Regions from separate parts of the Homo sapiens genome. Here region 2 is linked to region 1. A link is an interaction called in ENCODE POLR2A ChIA-PET data of the cell type or tissue named here. Cell type or tissue: OCI-LY7. All regions are shown on one strand.

The links. ChIA-PET counts read pairs that join two places held together with the same protein. Peaks named below come from ENCODE experiments on the same cell type or tissue, not always from the same donor. Only the 100,000 strongest peaks of a DNase experiment are listed, where the experiment ranks them.
Region 2: POLR2A ChIA-PET joins it to region 1 with 6 read pairs; 2 of 35 experiments call an interaction of 5 or more read pairs at or near these places.

What each region holds. Positions count from the first base shown.
Region 1 is chr1:24,560,987-24,565,986 of GRCh38, reverse strand. The region is part of intron 1 of NCMAP (non-compact myelin associated protein); the gene reads right to left. It also overlaps the pseudogene RPL26P8. Among named protein-coding and RNA genes, the nearest start is that of NCMAP, 7.4 kb to the right of the region's middle. In OCI-LY7, no CTCF peak of the experiment used is centred here; no DNase peak of the experiment used is centred here.
Region 2 is chr1:24,370,809-24,375,808 of GRCh38, reverse strand. STPG1 (sperm tail PG-rich repeat containing 1) reads left to right here. Exons shown (of 9, transcript NM_001199013.2): 6 at 1,999-2,107. Among named protein-coding and RNA genes, the nearest start is that of STPG1, 40 kb to the left of the region's middle. In OCI-LY7, no CTCF peak of the experiment used is centred here; a DNase peak (open chromatin) is centred at 2,498; H3K4me3 peaks cover 635 bases; H3K27ac peaks cover 1,431 bases.

The DNA of each region.
Region 1 (5,000 bases):
GCCCCTTACAGAACCATCAGATCTCATGAGAACTCACTCTATCACGAGAACAGCATGGAGGAAACCACCACGATGATTCAATTACCTCCATCTGGTCTCTCCCTTGACAAGTGGGGATTAAGGGGACTATGATTCAAGATGAAATTTGTGTGGGGACACAAAGCCTAACCATATCACTGGGCAACAGAGTGAGACCCCATCTCTACAAAAAAAATGCAAAAATTAGCCAGGCATGATGGTGTGCACCTGTAGTCTCAGCTACTCAAGAGGCTGAGGTGGGTGGATTGATTGAGCCAGGAGGTGGAGGCTGCAGTGAGCCATGATCACGCCACTGCACTCCAGCCTGGGTGACAGAGTAAGACTGTCTCAAAACACACACACACACACACACACACACACACACACACACACACAATCTTCTATCACTTCTAAAAATGGCCAGTGTCACTTGCCATTAATAGAAGGTAACAATGAAATAAATTAGATGAAATAGATCAATGTCATTAAATTCTAGCTAGACAATGTCACCTCCCAACCTGTCCAAGCCTAGGACTCACTCTCTCCTTGTTGAAAAGAGAACAAGTGTTGCAGTGACATTGGTACCCAGACTCTGGGTTCCAATATCTGGGCAGTTACAGTGTATCAGCTTCCAGGTCCCTGGATCCAGGATGTATGTGTCCTTGAATTCAACAGTTCCCTGTCAAGTTCAGTTTCAACCTCCAGGGCAGCCTTGAGATTCCTCCACTTTCCTGGTTATGGCAGATGCTGTAGCTCCCCAGTCTGGCCAGTTTTGCAGTATTTTGGGAGCCTCTAGCCTTTCCTACATTAAAAAAAAAAAAAAAGGTGTATAAAATCCCCTCCTGCCTAAAATGCCAAATACTGCTTCTATTTCTTGCACTGAAGCCTGACTTCCCACAGTTCTTGCAGGATCTCCTGAACATTTCTTTCATTATTTATTTCCTGCAAGAGTATTTTCAATGTGGGTCTTTGTGTATTCCACCTTCTGAGGCTTTATTTGCCTAAGAATATTTTTATTATGACCTCATGTTTGAATGACAAATTGGCTGGCTTTAAAATTCTGGATTGAAAGAGTTCTTTTTTTTAAATTACTAGTGACATCACTTCTTTGACTTTATCGGGTATTGCTGTTGAGAAGAATAATGCCAACCCAGTTCTTGTTCCTCTGTACGCCATCTGTTATTTCTCCCTGCTCTTCTTCCTGGTCTTTCATATTCTTAATTTCCCCCTGATACCTATGTGTGAATTTTTCCTTATTCTTTTCTACTGTTGGTTACTCTATGAGCTCTTTCAATCTGTACTCATTTAAAAAACATTTTTGGAACATTTAAATCTCCATTATTTCGTCAATTATTTATTTCCTCATCTCCACTTTTATTTTTCTTTCCTTTTGGGAATCATACGTATACTCTCCATCTCTCTCAGGTTTTTTTTTGTTTTTTTTTTTTTTTTTTTGAGACAGAATCTCACTCTGTTGCCCAGGCTGGAGTGCAGTGGCGTGATTTCAGGTCACTGCAACCTCCAGTCTCCCGGGTTCAAGTGATTCTTCTCTTGCCTCAGCCTCCCGAGTAGCTGGAATTACAGGCGCCCACCACCACACCGAGCTAATTTTTGTATTTTTAGTAGTGATGGGGTTTCACCATATTGGCCAGGCTGGTATCAAACTCCTGATCTCAAATGATCTGCCTGCCTCAGCCTCCCCAAGTGCTGGGATTACAGGCGTGAGCCACTGCGCCTGGCCTCTCTCAGCTTCTCTTTTCTATGTGTTGTCTCTGTTTCTTTCCCTGTTGCTTTTGGGGATAATTCTCAATCTGATCATCCTATCTACTCGCAAATTCTTCAGTTGTATCCATCCTGATATTCAGGCCATCTATTATGTCTTTTATTTTTTAAATCTTAAATTTTTCATAGCTAATGTTTTGGCTTGATTCTCTCTTATGACTTTTTTTCCTGTTCATTGCAGCAGTTTTTTAATGAAAGATGTATGTAAGATTACTTTATTCCTACATCTTCCCAATTGCATTTTCCTTGTATTTGGCCTTTTCTGTTCCTACTTGGTGAGATTTAGCTTTTGGCTCAAGGATCTCAGTCTTTGTTCAGGGTTAAGAGCCCTGCTGGGGCAAATGGCCAGCCTTCTCCCGCTGCATATGTCCAGTGCAGACAACGTATTTCTTCCCATAAACTTGGACTACTTTGCTAATTTGCTGACCTCTATAGTGTCCTTGTGCAAACTGAGCTTCTTCATCCTTTCAGATGGGCATGGACCGAACATTATATTTCTGTCTCAGCTCTTTGGAAAAAGAAGACATAATCTTCCTGTAAATATGGGAAGCTGCGTTAAAATACCGCTTATGGTTCTTGTGAGAGTCACAAAGATTTCTTGACTTTCAGAAGTCACTGAATTTCTTTTTCTTTCTTTTTTTTTTTTTTTTTTGTTGTTGTTTTTGAGAAGAAGTTTCTTTATTGTTGCCCAGGCTGGAGTGCAATGGCGTGATCTCGGCTCACCGCAACCTCCGCCTCCCAGGTTCAAGTGATTCTCCTGCCTCAGCCTCCTGAAGTAGCTGGGATTACAGGCATGCACCACCACGCCCAGCTAATTTTGTATTTTTAGTAGAGACGGGGTTTCTCCACGTTGGTCAGGCTGGTCTTGAATTCCCAACCTCAGGTCATCTGCCTGCCTCGGCCTCCCAAATTGCTGGGATTACAGGCGCAAGCCACCTTGCCCGGCCAAGTCACTGAATTTCATTTTGGCCACCGTTGCTTCAGTGATAGCTGAGAAAGGGAAGTGCCTGTGACTTTTTGTTCTTGTATTATTTCATGAATTTCTTCCTTTATCTCCTTAAGTATAATCATGCTTTACTTTAAAATCTTGGTCCATCTGCTTCGGTAATTCTGCTCTGAATGGCATATGTGGTTTGATTTATCTTTCTTTTGTAGTAGCTGCACTTCTCAAGTGTCTAATTATTTTGGCAGGTGAGTTCCTGTCCCCCCCCAGGGATGCCAGCTCTCTGTCTGGTAATGTGCCCTGGAGAAAGGGCATAAGGAGGGGGAAGGGATGAGCCCCAGGGCAGGAAGCTTCCTTGGCTTTTCTGCCTGGCACTCTGCCAAGTTCACCTTTAAGTTCCCAGAGAGAAGCAGGCTCAGCAGGAGGTAGACTCTGCTTGGGAGTTTCCCCCAGCTGGGGGTGGGTGTGGGGGTGGGACTGTAGGGGCATTAGTGGAGAAGTCAATGCCTGATCCCTTGCCTGTTTTTATAATTCCTCACTCCAGCATGGCTGTAGCTGCCAATATCTGCACCAAAGTGACAGGCAGTGATTGTTTCAAGACAAAGAGCAGGGGACCTGAAGCAGGTGAGTTTCCCTGAAGGGCAGAATAGTGGAAAGGGTAAGAGTTCAGGCTCCGGGGTCTGTCAAGCATTTGTTCATTCCACATGGAAAGCTGGTATGTAGCGGGCATTGTGTTGGGTGATAGGGAGACAGTGGGGAACCGGGCACAGTCCTCACCCTCAGGGAGGTTACAGTCTGACAACAAACTAACAGACGTGGATCCATGTTGGCACTGCCAGCTGGGCAACTCACTTAGTCTTTCCAAGCCTCAGTTTCTTCATCTGCAAGATGGAGATGATAATAGCACTCATTTATAGGGTTCCTGAGGCTTATCAGGAGACAAGGCTGCAAAGTGATTCGTAGAATGCCTGGCACATTAAAGGCTCTCAAAAATGTTAATTATTCTTGTTATTATTGTGACGAATGACGCTGTTACTGGGAATTAGGTAGGAACTTGGAGCTGCTTAGAAAAAAGATAAATGAATTGCTTTTCATCCTCTGGGCAAACCAGTTACCCTTAGGAGGCAGAACATTCAGAATTTCAAAGAAGGAGGATTGAGTAGGCATGGATCTTAAAAAGTTGAGGTAAAAAGCAGCAAGGCAAAGAAACAAAAAACCAAGTTTCATTTTCCAGCAAGAACTATTAATATCATTAAAGGTGTTCAGATTTTGGATAACTGGTCTCCTTCTCCAGTTCTTTGTCCCTCCCTCCTTTTTCTTTTTTTTTTTTTTTGAGACGAAGTCTCGCTCTTGTCCCCCAGAGTAGAGTGCGGTGGCATGATCTCAGCTCACTGCAACCTCTGCCTCCCAGGTTCAAGCGATTCTCCTCCCTCGGCATCCCAAGTAGCTGGGATTACAGGTGTGTACCACCACACCTGGCTAATTTTTTATTTTAAGTAGAGACAGGGTTTCACTATGTTGGCCAGGCTGGCCTGGAACTCCTGACCTCAGGAGATCTGCCCGCCTCAGTCTCCCAAAGTGCTGGGATTACAGGCATGAGCCACCGCGCCCGGCCCCTCCCTTCCTTCTTTCTTGCTCAAGGCAGTACTGTGAGGTTAGAGCTTCCACAGTGAAGGGCCTGGCTGGAGTTTCATCCCTGTGCTTGTTAGCTGGAGGACCCACGTCTCCATTAGGTGCAGGTGGCATGATGCCCAGATTACTTTTAGGGTCCCACAAAAAATGTTTTTATTTCTTTTAAAATCCAGAGGAAAAAGCGACTTTCAGGTTGAAGAAGATGTTTTGATATACCCATGCAGTCATATAAATATCACTGTAAGTATTTCTTTTTCTTTTTTTGAAACAGACTTTCACTCTTGTCACCCAGGCTGGAGGGCAGTGGTGCGATCTCGGCTCACTGCAACCTCCGCCTCCCCCATTCAAGTGATTCTCCTGCCTCAGCCTTCCAAGTAGCTGAGATTACAGGTGCTCGCCACCGTGCCCAGCTATTTTTTTTTTTTTTTTTTTTGTATTTTTAGTAGAGATGGTGTTTCCCCATGTTGGCCAGGCTGGTCTTGAACTCCTGACCTCAGGTGATCCGCCCTCCTCGGCCTCCCAAAGTGCTGGGATTATAGGCATGAGCCACTGCGCCGGGATGATTTTAAATATTTCTTATGGGGCATGGGTCCCATGAAGGCAAAATCGCCCCAGGCTCAGGGAA
Region 2 (5,000 bases), 190 kb after region 1:
TTTTCAGTTGCTTTTCTGTCTGGGTGAAAAATAAAGCTGAAGTGCTGTTTTGTCTACAGGTGGCTTTTTTTCAGGCCAGGAGAACAATGGTTGAGTCAACTGGTGAGGAGTAGAAATGCAGTAATCCTGTTAGCCACACTGTGCTTTGAGGTCTGTCAAAGCCTTTCTCTGCCTTTGCTGCCACCATCCCTCACTTGTATATTCGAGTCCTCTTCCTTGGTAATGTGTTATTACCTTCTCTCCGGCAACCTGGCTCCTCTCCCCAACTCTCCGTGTCCAGTAATTAACCTGTCCCATCTGGTCTCTTTGTTTGCCCTCTCTGCATGCCGTCTAGCCATTAGGGCCCTGGGAAAAGCTAAATTCCTCCACCTTTGTAAACACAAAATCAAAATGCCATCTGCATTTCTCGAGAAACATTTTTTTTGACAAAGGAGTATCACAGCAAATCAAACCATCCTGGCCCCAGCAAATAGTTTCACTCATTCAGCAAATATCCCCAGCAATCACAGGTTTAATTTGTATTGCCTCTGTTCTCCAATGAATACAGGAGACCGCAAATTGGCATTTAAAATATTTATGATTCACGTGTAACAGAAGAATGATCTCAGGGTTTTTTTCCTATTATTTTTAGAGTTCTGAACACATCGCGCACTCTCAAATGTATTTCGTGAGTTGGCCAGAATTCTTAATTTCTGGTCAGTTCAGGAAAGTTGAGACAAGGGAATGCTTGCAAATGTGATCACAATCTTAAATGATACGACTTTCTTGTGTGCCCCAAATGCTGCATTTATAGAAGGGCTGTTTGAACAGTGAGCAATGCACCTAGGAATGAGGATGGGGATGGGTAGGACTACGTGTCCTGAAAACAGTAAAAATAGTAGAAAACCAGGTGCAGTGGCTCACGCCTGTAATCCCAACACTTTGGGAGGCCGAGGTGGGCAGATCATTTGAGTCTAGGAGTTCAAGACCAGCCTAGGCAACATGGTGAAACCCCATCTCTACAAAAAACACAAAAAATTAGCCAGGTGTGGTGGCGTGTGCCTGAAGTCCCTGCTATTCTGGAGACTGAGGTGGGATGATTGCTTAAGCCCGGGAGGCAGAGGTTGCAGTGAGCTGAGATGGCATCACTGCACTCCAGCCTGGGCAACACAGTGAGACTCAGTCTCCAAAAACAAACAAAAAAAAAGTAGCAACAATAATGAAGATAATTTGCGGGTGTAGCATTACACACTTAAAAAAAAACACTTTCCGGCTGGGCGCAGTGGCTCACGCCTGTAATCCCAGCACTTTGGGAGGCCGAGGCGGGCGGATCACGAGGTCAGGAGATCGAGGCCATCCTGGTTAACATGGTGAAACCCTGTCTCTACTAAAAATACAAAAAAATTAGCTGGGCGTGGTGGTAGGCACCTATAGTCCCAGCTACTCCGGAGGCTGAGGCAGGAGAATGGCGTGAACCCGGGAGGCAGAGCTTGCAGTGAGTGGAGATCTCGCCACTGCACTCCAGCCTGGGAGACAGAGCAAGACTCTGTCTCAGAAAAAAAAAAAAAAAAACAAAAAAAAAAAACACTTTCCTAGCGGTGATCTCTGCTGGGCCACCCCCACTCCCTGACAGAACTCCACAGCAAGTGGAGCTGACTGTCCAATCCGTTTTACAGATGAGAAAACTGGGTTTCAGAGAGGTTACAGAACTGATGCGGGGCCACACAGCCTGTCCTTAGCAGAAGTGAGCCTGGAAGCCACCCTGCAGCTAGCTGTGTGTTCTGTTCCTTGTTGAGTGACCAGCATTTTCCAGGGATCACAAACTCATAGACCACTTGAGCTGGGATGACAGGGAAGCCACAGCCAGTGTGACGTTTACAGCTCACATCTGTTCATTTGCTAAGAAGGACAGGTTTCGGTTTGATTTTTTTTACGTAGATTTGCCACTTGTCCAGGCATGATGACGAAGACAAAGAAAGGAAAGGTACTGAGTACATTGGGTGTATTTTCTCCCCCTAGGCCTCTGTCTCTTGCTGCAAGCAGAGAAACAACGTCTGTACTCGAGCCGGGTTTATGTCAAAAACCCAAAGAGGATCTTTCGCTTTTGCTGATAAAGGACCTCCCCCAGGTAAGCAGCTGCTTTGCACTGGCCTTGACCTAAGGGTTAAGTGTCCCAGATTTGATTTGCAGGGCACCTACTTCTTCACAGGGAGTCTTTGGAAGGATTTAGTCTTTGGGTGGGGAGGAGTAGCAGGCAGGTACTGAACAAAGAGGAGAGGTGAGAAGACAGCCAGCAATCCCCACCAGGAGGACAATGGCTGGCTCTGGAAATGGGCCTCCAAAGCAGCTTCCTGGCCTCCCCTTTTATGATCTGGCATACCTGCTCTGGGCAGCCAAGTGGAGAAGTGGCTTCTCACCTCAGAAATGTGCACATTCGTATACCCCAGCTGCCATTAGGGGCCACTGGGGAGGGGCAGGAGATACAGGGCATGACCATACATCCTGTTCCTTCAACACTGAGCTGCCACGTTCATTTTCTCCTATGCTAGAGGTGACTTCATCATCCAGTCATAAAACAGAGGAGGCAGCTCTGTTTCCGGAGCACCCACTCCACGGTGAGTGGTTTCCATGCAGTCTTGCAGGTCTGCCGTCATAGGTTCATCCACTTAGCCCTACTTTTCAGATGAGGAAGTGGAGGCTCAGAGAGTTGAAATGACTTGCCCAGTGTCACACAGCCAGTAAATGGCAGACACAAGCCCAGAGGGGTCTCACTAACGAGCCCACGTCCTCCATCATTCCATTGTCCCTTCTGGAACCTCCAAGATTCAGGAATACACAAGAGCTTTCCTGCAAGTGTTTCCCCTGCCGGCCTTGGGGAAGGGTGTTGCACCTCTCCTGTGCTCTCTGACCTCCAGTGCTGGAGCACTTATTATATTAGATTATCCCAAATAGGTCCCACAGACCACACCCCAACCCCAGAAGCCCTGGGCACCAGAGCTGCCCCAGGAACCTTGGGCCCCAGAAGCAGGAGGAGGAGCAGGGAAGGTTTGCTTCTGCAATCATGCCTCTTGCAGAGGGGTGTGGATAAAATTGTAGTGCATGTGAGATTTCAGCAAATCCAGATTAAAGTTGAAAAGATCAATCTGAAGCTGAATAACAAAACCAGCGCTAATTAGGAGGCTCAGCCCCAGTTCATGCTCTCCTGCCTTGCATCATCCATGGGCAAAACCCCACCTTGTCTATTTATACAGAAGAACAAAGCCAGCATCCCTGGGGTTGGCCAGAGTCCCTGCCAGTGAGCCCTGGGATGTGGGCACCTCCACAGTCTGCCCCTGCTCCTGCTCCCTCCCGGGGTGGGGGGATCCTGAGAAGCCCCCAGCCCCTTATAACACAGAACAGGAGGGGAAGTGTGGGTACTAGCATCTGTTAAGCTCCCCGTGGGTGCCAGGGGCCTTACATTCATTATCTCACTGAATGCTCCAAAGCCCCATGGAGCAGGTACTCACCACATAATCATGGGCTCAGAAAGTGTGAGCTCTTCTTCTTCTTTTATCCCCACTTCACAGGCAGAGGAGATAGAAAAGCAGGTGACAGGCCCAGTGTCCAACAGCTGGATTTTTTTGTTTTTGTTTTGTTTTGTTTTGTTTTTTTGGAGATGGAGTCTTGCTCTGTTACCCAGGCTGGAGTGCAGTGGCACGATCTCGGCTCACCGCAACCTCCGCCCCCCGGGTTCAAGTGATTCTCCTGCCTCAGCCTCCCAAGTAGCTGGGATTACAGGCATGCGCCGCCACGCCCGGCTAACTTTTGTATTTTTAGTAAAAACAGGATTTCACCATGTGGGCCAGGCTGGTCTCAAACTCCTGACCTCAAGTGATCCGTCTGCCTCGGCCTCCCAAAGTGCTGGGATTACAGGTGTGAGCAACCACGCCCAGCCCCACAGCTGGATTTTAATCCAGGCTCATCTAGTTCAATATCTGGTACCTTCAGCTCACCCTCCACCCCAGCTTCCTGGCGGCTGGCTCTCTCTGGTAGTGGCAGCATAAATGCCTTCTATTCCTTGCTTTTGCTTTTCATTGTTTTCTGTATTTTGTAATTCAAGTGTTGCTATAACCTTTTTAGTAGAAATATATATACAAAACAGAGAATATGAGAGATAGTTATCCAGTATTGTAAATGCTGCTGACATCTGCTTCTTTAAAAATTTAAGCATATACTGGGAACATTTTTTTTTTTTTTTTTGAGAGGGAGTCTCGCTCTGTTGCCCAGGCTGGAGAGCAACGGTGCAATCTCGGCTCACTGCAACCTTCGCCTCCTGGGTTCAAGTGATTCTCCTGCCTCAGCCTCCAGAACAGCTGAGAATACAGGTGCACACCACCACACCTGGCTAATTTTTTAAATATTTTTAGTAGAGATGGTGTCTCACCATATTGGTCAGGCTGGTCTCAAACTCCTGACCTCAAGTGTTCTGCCCACCTTGCCTTCCCAAAGTGCTGGGATTATAGGTGTGAGCCACCGTACCCGGCTGATACTGGGAACGTCTTTTCATGTTAGTAAAAATCCTTTCGGAACATCATTTTAAATAAATATATAGTATATTCTTATATGATAGTACCATAAATTAAGGAGCCAGTATTGTCTTATTGAAAATTGTGATTATTTTGAATTGATTGCTAATATGAATAGAGTGGTGGAGAACATCCATTCACAGGGCTACTGACAACTTAGGGGTGAGATCGCTTCCTCTTCACCCCAGTTTTGGTCATTCTCTTCTTCCTTAAAGCTTTGTACACAAATTCATTTTATTCTGTCACAGTTTCTTGAGACAGGGCATTGTGGTGTGGTGGGGAAGTGTGGGCTTTGGAGACAAGCAGACCAGTCTCTACATAGTGGTGCTCAACACATACATGTTAGCTGGGCATGATGGCTCACACCTGTAGTCCTAGCACTTTGGGAGGCTGAGGTGGGGGGATTGCTTGAGCTCACAAGTTCAACACCAGCCTGGGTAAAATAATGAGGCCTCA